Linked DNA regions of Homo sapiens: region 1 is linked to region 2. Evidence: chromatin contacts called from ENCODE Hi-C or POLR2A ChIA-PET data. All regions are on one chromosome and are shown on one strand. The core of a region is the stretch at or near the end of the contact, and the rest is flanking DNA. Distances in the headings are between cores, read along the strand shown.

What was found. Hi-C counts contacts between places; a loop is a spot of excess contacts on that map. ChIA-PET counts read pairs that join two places held with the same protein, here RNA polymerase II (POLR2A). Pooled maps may share reads with other maps.
Region 1: a pooled map shows a loop between it and region 2 (2.7-fold over the local background). The contact joins two enhancer-like sites. A Hi-C loop is called at or near these places in 4 of 50 pooled maps. POLR2A ChIA-PET finds 5 or more read pairs at or near these places in 3 of 52 experiments (H1, WTC11 and activated T-cell).

The regions. Positions count from the first base shown.
Region 1 is chr2:178,859,377-178,864,501 of GRCh38, forward strand. All of the region lies in intron 17 of CCDC141 (coiled-coil domain containing 141), which reads right to left. Among named protein-coding and RNA genes, the nearest start is that of TTN, 55 kb to the left of the region's middle. Within about 2 kb of position 1,360, at least 6 of the 41 ENCODE cell types and tissues checked have a DNase peak (open chromatin) inside an H3K27ac peak, as active enhancers do.
Region 2 is chr2:178,913,021-178,917,973 of GRCh38, forward strand. The region is part of intron 7 of CCDC141 (coiled-coil domain containing 141); the gene reads right to left. LOC105373766 (a long non-coding RNA gene) reads left to right here. Exons shown (of 4, transcript XR_001739140.2): 3 at 2,616-2,689. Among named protein-coding and RNA genes, the nearest start is that of TTN, 110 kb to the left of the region's middle. Within about 2 kb of position 1,436, at least 3 of the 41 ENCODE cell types and tissues checked have a DNase peak (open chromatin) inside an H3K27ac peak, as active enhancers do.

The DNA of each region.
Region 1 (5,125 bases), core at 110-2,609, 54 kb before region 2:
AGTGCCATAGTCGCTGGGCTGTGGTATCACTGTTCACACAGCTGTTTCTAACTTTAGTCAACTTGTCAACAATGGGGAATGGCGGGATGGGGCTGAGACAACTGCTCAAGTTGAGCACATAAGTGGAGAAAAACACCCCAAGCTTGGGGTGAGAAAAAGTTTACCCTGTTAGAAATCTTGAAATGGTGTTATAATTCATATTAAAGTTCCTCAAAGTCTTCAGAAAATTAGGGAAAATATATTTTTAATGAATAATTTTATTTTCCCATCTTTTCACATGTTCAGCTCTTCTATATTTACCATAGAATAAACAGACTGAGTTAACATAGCTATAATTAGAAATAAGTTATTAAGATTTAAAAACTATAGCTATTTTGAAATTAGCAGAATGAGCATCTTTGCCAAATTTTCCAGCATGCCGTAAGCCCCTTCTCAGGGTTAGGAATAAACAAAGCTTCTTTGGAAAGAAGCAGAAGGGAAAGAGGCTGATGCCAAGTGAGGCTGGCTTGCTATTGTTAGTCTTGACGAAGCTGGTTGAGCCAGCTTTGGCATAAGAATGTATTATTTATAAGTTTGCTGCTGTCAAGGCCAATTTGTGTGAGGGACATGGGATATTTAAAACAGAAATGCATTTAATGCATTTAAAAAGAAAGCCTTTCCTTAGAACTATGGCACATGTTTGGCCAGAAGCAAAAATATAAAATGACTGGTCAATCTCCACAATGTCCACTTCATGAATGTCATTTCTTGCCTGTCATTTTATTCACTCCAGAAAAAAAGCTTTTTGATGCTCATATTCAGTAACAGAAAGCTGTGATGTTATCACCTCCCAGGGATGCTTCATTCAAAATCAAGAGACCCAAAAGTTCAAAATTTAACCCAAATCATTTGCTACAATTATCAATTATCACTTAGGGAGGCTGAGGCGGGTGGATCACCAGAGGTCAGGAGTTCAAGACCAGCCTGGCCAACATGGTGAAACCCCACCTCTACTAAAAATACAAAAATCAGCTGGGCATGGTGGTGCATGCCTGTAATCACAGCTACTCAGGAGGCTGAGGCAGGAGAATTGCTTGAACCCGGGAGGCAGATGTTGCAGTGAGCCAAGATTGCACCATTGCACTCCAGCCAGGGCAACAGAGCGAGACTCAAAAAAAAAAACAACACTTTTTTTTTTTTTTTTTTTTTTTTTTTTTGGTAGAGGCAGGGTCTCACCATCTTGCCCAGGCTGGACTTGAACTCCTGGGCTCCAGCAATCCTCCTACCTTGGCATCCCAATTGTAGAATATTCAGACTTAGTACCAGAGAGATTTCAGGACAAGACTTTTTGGCCTCCTTCCATTTGGCAACCACTCCCTTGTCTTCTTGTGCTTGAGGCCAGCCGCTAGCGGCTGAAAGTGGGATAACTTGGGAAGACGTGACAATTGCTCTGTCTTAAATTGTAGGTAGCAACAGGCATCAGTAATACATATTTTATCCATTTTGCATGTTTTGTGTCTTCATAATATGTTAAGTTTTGTTTTCTGAACATGATAACCATAATTTTAAACTTCAGCTCTGTTTATTGTTCAGGAAGTTTCCACAGTCATTTTGCAGATGTTAAACACCAAAATGTTAACATTTTAACCTTATGGAATGGATGCTTTTAGAGCAAATTGTAATCTTTCTTATCCTCTTACACATACCATCCAGATGGACCCAGGATGGGGCCCACTAGAGGAATGGCTGTGACTGTGAAGTCCCATGGGTTTTAATGCTATCTAGACTCGAAGTTTCCTGAGGATGTTTGTGCTTTTTTTTTTTTCTTTTCAATAGAGTCTCACTCTCTTGTCCAGGCTAGAGTGCAGTGACGTGATCACAGCTCACTGTAGCCTCAAACTCATGGGCACATGGGATCCCCCTGCCTCAGCATCTCAAGTAATTGAGACTACAGGCACACATCACCATGCTCGGCTAATTTTTAAAAATTTTTTGTAGGGCCGGGCACAGTGGCTCACGCCTGTAATCCCAGCACTTAGGGAGGCTGAGGCAGGTGGGTCACCAGAGGTCAGGAGTTCAAGACCAGCCTGGCCAACATGGTGAAACCCCATCCCCACTAAAAATACGAAAATTAGCTGGGCATGGTGGTGCATGCCTGTAATCACAACTACTCGGGAGGCTGAGGCAGGAAAATTGCTTGAACCCAGGAGGCAGAGGTTGCAGTCAGCCAAGATCGTACCATTGCACTCCAGCCTGGGCGACAGAGTGAGACTCAGTCTCAAAAAAAAAAAAAAAAAAGTTTTTTTTGTAGAGGCAGGGTCTCACCATCTTGCCTAGGCTGGACTGGAACTCCTGGGCTCCAGCAATCCTCCTACCTTGGCATCCCAAAGTGCAGGAAACACAGGTGTGAGCCACTGCTATTTGTATTCTTATGGCTTGGTACACAGAAGCCACATTAACACATTCGTTGAGTGAATATAATGGAGTCCTTTTTAAAGAAAATAATGAATTCAGGTTATAAATCTTGAAAAATAATTATTGTCTGCACTATACCATTGTGCTGCCCTGTTGGGTGTTTTGCCGTCTGTGCAAACTCTTTCTCTGCTTCCTTTCCTGCCAGTGGGTAGCAGTCCATGGTCATTTTGTCAGTGGCAAAGCACTATACAATGTCAGACGGTTTTAATTTTATTGCGTATGTGTCTATAGCAACACTATTCCTCTATTCTAATTTACTGCTACTAATCGACTTGTATCCCTGTAACTCATTTGACTGATTTATTCGAATTGAAAAAAGAATTTGTGCCATTAGAACATGTGACCGATACATGGAACATATATACTAAGTCCTTTTCTGCATAATTCCTGATGGGTAAGATGTTGCTACAGTGGAAAATTTCAGGGTAAGGTAAATAATTATCTGGAAGTTCTATGTGGAAAACTTGAGAACACGGATACCAACCCGATTCTGTCATTACTATTCTTTTCAGCAAAGTAATTGTGATCTGTAATATGAGCCTCGAGTTACAAATTTCCATTAACATCATGTAAATGTAAAGGTACTGTTTTTGGTCAGGTTCAAAGAAGAAAGCATGCTTGATATTTACTTATTACATTTCTAAATGTGGATGTGTAAAGAATGATGTTTCTGTGTCATGTAATATGGCAGAGAATATGTCTACTGTGCTTTGTGTATGAACAACTTATTTATATAGTCAGGCAAGAAAAAATATGAATTATATTCAACATTCAAGCATACAAATGTATCTTTGTGTGAAATGGGTAGGAAAAAGCACAAAGTCTGGCAGTCTGAAGATTATTTTTCTAGTAGGTAGACATGAAGAAAATAAGGTTCTACAATTTCCTATGTCTTCATATGAAATTGGAAAAAAATGGTTTTTTCTCAAAGATAAAGCACAAACTATCATTCGTTGTCTCTAAGGCACATCACATTACATTTTTAAAAATTACATTTAGAACACTTTATTTTGCCTTGAGGTATTGAGTTCTTTTCTAAGGGCTTTCAGTGAAGTTAAGACCATGTAAGTTAGCTACAGCACAGTCAAGAAAGAAATTTTTTTGAAATAACCAAATGAACTGTACTATTATATCAGATCATACAAACATCTTAGATATACCAGAAAATAGGGATAGAAGAGGAAAGCATAAAAAAAAGAAGATATTTAACATCAGACCATGCAGTGGTTGAATGGCACTGAAATATTATGTAAATGGTGAATTCTGAGTTTAACAAATCATAAGCATGTTGGTGCCCAACAAATGAGTCTGTGGCCTGAAGTTGATCCCCTGGAACACCCTGAGCTGAAACTCTGTTGTCCTGTAGCATATTCATAACATGAAAGTCATATGCTCCTCAGTTTTCCCATCTGAAAAATGAACATACTGAACTGGACATTCTCAAAAATCCATTGCAAGTCAGAGTCTGTGAACTTTCTAACAGTACTTTAAGCACATTGAAAGTGAAACTGTGTTTAAAAATCAACTTTAAACATAAATGCTATACTTGGTTTAGTCCTCTGGCATGTTATCTAATTTTAATTGTTTATGCAGAAAAAAATCAGTATAACGTATCATATTTAATTTTACGTAAGTTTTAAGCAGCTATACCCAAAGACTAATAATGATAACAACGATAATAATGTCTAGATAGCAAATATTATTACCACTGTGGAAACTGCCATCTGTTTGGGCTCTGCTGTTCACAATATAAACTGGAACACACATATTTTTATTTTCCTAAGGGACACGGAAAATATTCCTTCTGATTATTTTCCCTTAGGCCTGTGGTGGGAAAGTCCAGGGTGTGCACACGCACTACATGTCCACAAAAAAGGAGAAGTGACAAAGACTCAAAGTTCTCAGAGGTCATTTAAATGTGAAATTGTAAGTTACATGAAAGATTAACTGGATCAGTAGTGGAAGCAAATGGGAAGAATATCTCTCTTAAAATGTAAGAGCATGCTAAAGTGATACCTGATTCCTAAATCAAACCCGCATGTATCTGGCTGCTCATTCCTGACACGGTACAGACAATCCTGGGGCGTACCTACTATTGACAGGAAGGGAAATTTGTCATCCCGGCCGGCTGGCTCCAAACACAGTCTCATCATGAGGCAGTCCCTATAAATAGAATTCCTGCTGGAAGGGCCTGAACAGGGAGACCCAGCTTCATAAATGTCACAGCTCTACAGGGAGCTAGAAACGGAGCCAGAGGGGGCTGGGAAAACCCCTCAGCCTGCTCCACTTGCGCTTTAGCAAATGTAGAGCCCAACCATCACTGCAAAGAGGGAGGATTTTGGCAAGACAAAGGTTTACAAATAGAAGTAGAGGAGGAGGAAGAGAAGGAGGGAAAACGGGAAGAAAGGGGGAGGGGAGGAAAGAAGAGAGAAAGAGGAATAAAGAAGATCACTTTAAGGAAAGACTGTAAAGGAATAGCTTCCATAACCATGAATCCACATTTTGTAGCCTTGGGGAGACCAACGTGCTCTGACGGTTTTCCTTAACAAGATGTGATTGACGTGTAAGCAGCAGCATAGGAACCGGAAGTGGCCATTCTATCAAGTAGAGGGCAAATTACACTACCGGTTCAACCCCGAAGAGTCGACGCCTCTCTAGCCAAAAGTAACTC
Region 2 (4,953 bases), core at 186-2,685:
AGCTTTCCCACAACCCAGTGCACCTCTGTTCCCTGGCCTCTCATCTAAACTTGACTGAGAAGGTCTGGAAAGCAGGGATTATATCTTTCATTGCTTTCGCTCAAGTACCCATTTGATGCATGGCAAGAATAGGAACACAACATACTAGCTGAATGCAAATATGGAAGAAGAGAGGGAGGGAACATAAGTGGCTTTAGTTATTTCTAAGAGAAAGGGGAGTTGTTCTGAAAAAGAGGAATTTAAGACAGGCTGCTGAGGAATTATGAAACTGAAAGTAATTATATTTTCCTTGATATCTAATAACATTTAGCCTATTACTTGAATTCATTTATATTACCTCAATAAATTCCTTCTGCATAGTATTTTTTTAGGTACTCTACTTGGGCAGGTTTTCTTAAAATTTCAATCTATACAACAACTGGACCATTTTAATTATTTTTTTTTCATCAGCTGGGCCTAAAATGTGTTTATTTTGAAAATGTTAATATCCCATATATATCACGTATATATAAATGAAAAAAGTATACAAATTCCATGCTTAATTATTTTGTTTGCATCTGAAACAATGATGTTGCTATAAGCATTACTATGGATCACTGTAAATATCTTGAAAAAGCAACATCATCTTCTTAAAGGACATTAATGTTTCAATAGCTATGGCAGAAACAACGGAAGCTATGACAATTGTTACATTTCGAACTACTTTTTGTGTGTTTCTTTGGCCACCCCAACTTTTGCTTCATCTTTGCTTTCAGGCTGACCACCCAAAAATCAGACCATGTTCATAAAATGGATTTGGCCTCAGTTTCCTCTGCTTGCTTTCTTCAATGAAATCATGTGCCTGGAAATGGAAGGCATAGGACACGATACATTATGACCAATCAGTCATGTTTTACAGTTTTGGGTTCAATTGCAGCTGTCCTGTAAATACAGGCTCACCTCATTCTGTTTTTGAAACATATTGTATATTTATCTCTGATTCAAACTACATTCCCTTAACAATGATAAATACGTTTGGGGTGATCAATAAATATCAACCATAGCTTAGCTTGTTTTCTGTGAACACACTAGAAGTATAATAAATAAGATAATCTATAATCCCGAAGGATGAATATTTTGGAGGATCGAGATGAGTTATTCTAATAGGTGCTATATTCATATTTCATGCCATGTTCTCATAAGTCTTAGTAACATCTGATAATTAGAGGAACTTTTCTCCAATCAACTATTAGTCAATGTCGACAACTGACACTTACTTGTATATTCTGCTAAGCGATTTGACAAATAGGTTCATTCACCAAACACATTAGGAAACTCTAAAAAGAACAGGAAGTATATCAGATTCTTGAGTTATATGGCTCACTCCACTTGAATCCAGTGGTTGGTTTACAGCAAGCAGCAAGTTCCTAATGCTGTCTCAACATCGCCACCTGCTGCTCACTCCAGGTCCAAACATCCGTATCTCAAGCCACAGGCTGCCAGACACTTCCTCTGGGTGAGAAACATTCCTGAACCTTGGGTAATCATCAAACCCTAGCAGAATTAAAGGTAATCAATTGCACTCCTGGAGCCACTGGACAAAGGCAGTGGGGGAACTGTTGTCAATGTGGGCAATTAAGTGATAATTATATTTTACTGAATTTCACAAATTTTGTAAGTTTTGTTCTCTGCTATTTATTTTCTAGCATTTAGAACAATGCCTGACACATAGCAGTGGCTCAATAAATATATACTAAATAAGTGAATATCTAAAGAGAAGGGTAATTATTCTCATGAATTCACCTTTAAATAATAAAATAAATTATTGTAAAATATTTCTAGTAAATAATAATATCCCTATCTAGAATTGTTAGAGAGGGGAATGAATGAAAATGAAAGGAGGTGGGGTGTGGTGGCTCACACCTATAATCCCAGCACTTTGGGAGGCCAAGGAGGGTGGATCCCTTGAGCCCAGGAGCTCAAGACAAGCCTGAGCAACATGGCAAAATCCCATCTCTACAAAAAATACAAAAAATTAGCCTGGTATGGTGGAGTCCCAGTTGCCTGGGAGGCTGAGGTGAGAGGATTACCTGAGCCCCGGAGGTCAGGGCTACAGTGAGCTGTGATCATGCCACTGCACTTCAGCCTCGGTGACAGTGAGACCCTGTCCCCACCCCCTGAAAAAAAAAGAAAGAAAGAAAATGAAAGGAAAAGGGGGAAGAGGGACTCCTCAATGATTTTAACCAGGAATATGATAAAACCTGGATGAAAAAAGGAATATATATGATATGAGAAAATTACTAAGTCTATTCTGCAGATAAAATTGGATATTTATTCTTTTTATTTTAACTAAATTCAAAAAAGTAAAAAGTATATTTAAAAAATCATATATTTCACTTTTTACCAAGCAGATATTCAAGCTATCCCACTCACTCATTTATATATTGCCCATTACACTAACAAATTTGATACATTAGTATTTGACATAGAAATTGAAAAAGTATATTGACATAGCTTCAACGAATTTGGAACAAGAAGTTGTTTGCTGAAAAATAATTCCACTTTTCAAGAATGAAATTGATTTTCAAGGAAAGTACCTTTTTGTAAAGTGCTGACTTCACCTTTTATTCCTGCAGTGCTAACATCCAATTTGCATGTGCCGGGAGAGAAAATTCTTCATGGATCTCTGGTGCTCCTACACATCTCACTGGTAGGTCAAGAATACAAGACTCTGATCCCTTTATATCTGGGCCACTTCTCAGTGTTGGGTCTGCAACTAGCAACCTTCAGGATTGAGGTGATGTTGCCCTTCAAGACAAAGAGCAGGCATGCTTCCTATTTGCTGTAAAACTACAGATTCCCCAAGCTTAGGGTTCCTCTCCTGAACCCCACCTGCTGCAGTTGCATATATCCATCTGGGTCCATCTGCATCACTCAGGGGGATTTGGGGCTGGGAGAATTGATGTGGCATGCTGACACTCTGGCTGCTGCTTTGCTATAATCAATCACCTCTGAGCCAGAGGTCAGGTGTCTTCTGCAATCATCCATGAAACTGTGATAAGTTAACATGTTAGCTTGAATGTAGGGTAAAATCTCAAACCCCTCACAGTTCTTGAGAGCATGACTTCCTCTAAGAACAGGAATGTTCACAATTAGGAAACCCAGTGCACTCAAGGCACAACGAAGTGAATTTTCAAGAGGAAAATTCAGTGTTTCGGAGATAATTCATTATATAAACTGAACATAGCTTTTCACTAGTGTAAACAGAATTTTATTCTAGAAAAAACATTTTAAGGGATTTTGAAATTATATTAATTTTAAAACTTCAGTTCTTTATTTAAACTAGGGCTATAAGTGTCAGGCTAAAAATTGGGTAAAGTGGTCAAATTTTTATAAAATTTGGAGGTTTTACAATATAAATAAAAAAGAAAAATACCATTTATAAGCCACAAGAAGAGTTTTCTTCTTTGAGTAGATTTACACGACATAATTTCATCATTTATTTTACTTAATAATATAGTATAAATAATATAGTTATTTTACTTAATAACATAGTAAAAAATTCATTTCAACAGTCATGATTAAACATCTACATTCCAAACTCCAGCTTCTATTTTTGCTGAGGTAGAAATATCCATCATCTTTCACACTGAGTTCTTAGATTTGGAGTCAGAAATTATTTCCTTGATGCTTTGAAAAGGGAGAAAGGATTCTAACACTATTCTGAGTGCCACTTGTCTATAGAACCTGCTATAGTATGGATAAATCCCAGTGGAGCTTATTATAATTTGTATAGTTAGCATGCCATGGCTTTCAAATGATAAAATGGGGAATCTAGAAATCGAAAGTCTTTGTGATTATGAAACATAAATTCTCTACTCCAATCTGACCTGAATTACTGTATGAGTTTGAGAAAGTAACCACTCTCTTCTTCTTCTTCTTTTTTTTTTTAAAAAAAAGGCTTTTGCAGGAGATATTTCTTCTCTGTTAAAACCCAGAAAAATATCCCAGCAAAGTACAAAATAATGAGAGCAGAGAAAACAAAAGTAAGAGAATGGGAATGAAAGAGAGAAACTACATTTTGCAAGGCTGTAAACTATAGGGTTTGTACTGGAAGCATTGCTTTATAGCAATATGTTTGATAATGGTTTTCCTTAGAAACAATATTAACTGACTTGTAGATGACTCACTCATTTTGAAGAATGAATATGCAGTTTAAATTTAAAAGTCTCTTATTCAAAAACAGAATTACTGAGGAGAAACTTAACTAGCACCTAACATCTAATTAGTTCAATAGCTCCAGTAATATGGTATATCTGTTTCCTCTCTTAAAGAAATCCCAAATGACAAATAATCTGACAATAAATCTTTCTTTAACATTTTACCACAATTTAGCAACTCTGTTTTGAAATTTTACTATTTATTTTTTCAAAAAGTTTCTTATTAGTAAAGAAGTTCAAAATTAAGTCACTATTTTGATATACACCAGGACATTGTATTCAGGGTGTTGATGTTGTGATTTTTAGATCACAATGTACCTAGGTTCCAGGGTTTCCTCATTCATTTCCTGCCACATTGTCCGTTTTGAAAACATCAGTGAAATTTAAGGTATGAAACAATTCTAAAAACACCGTTTGAAGGTGTATATTACATTGGAAAAGGTAGAAAAAATTTTCAAATAAGATCACCAGCCTCTTACACTGAGCCGTACTCAAGTGATGTGAACAGGTGAACATTGCCACTTAGCAGGAACCACCTGCTGCAATCAATGTCCAATGAATCAGAGAGGAGAAGCAGAGCACTCCTCCAACTCAAGACCTGGAGATGGTCCACAGCCAGATTTCACTCTGGCTGACTTAAAAAGGCAAGACCAAGGTGGAACAATCAGGCTAAGGCACTGTTTCTAGCCTTACGGCTTGTGTGCAAAAAGGCTTGCAATATTCATATGTATTTTACCTGGTAAATTAAAGAGGA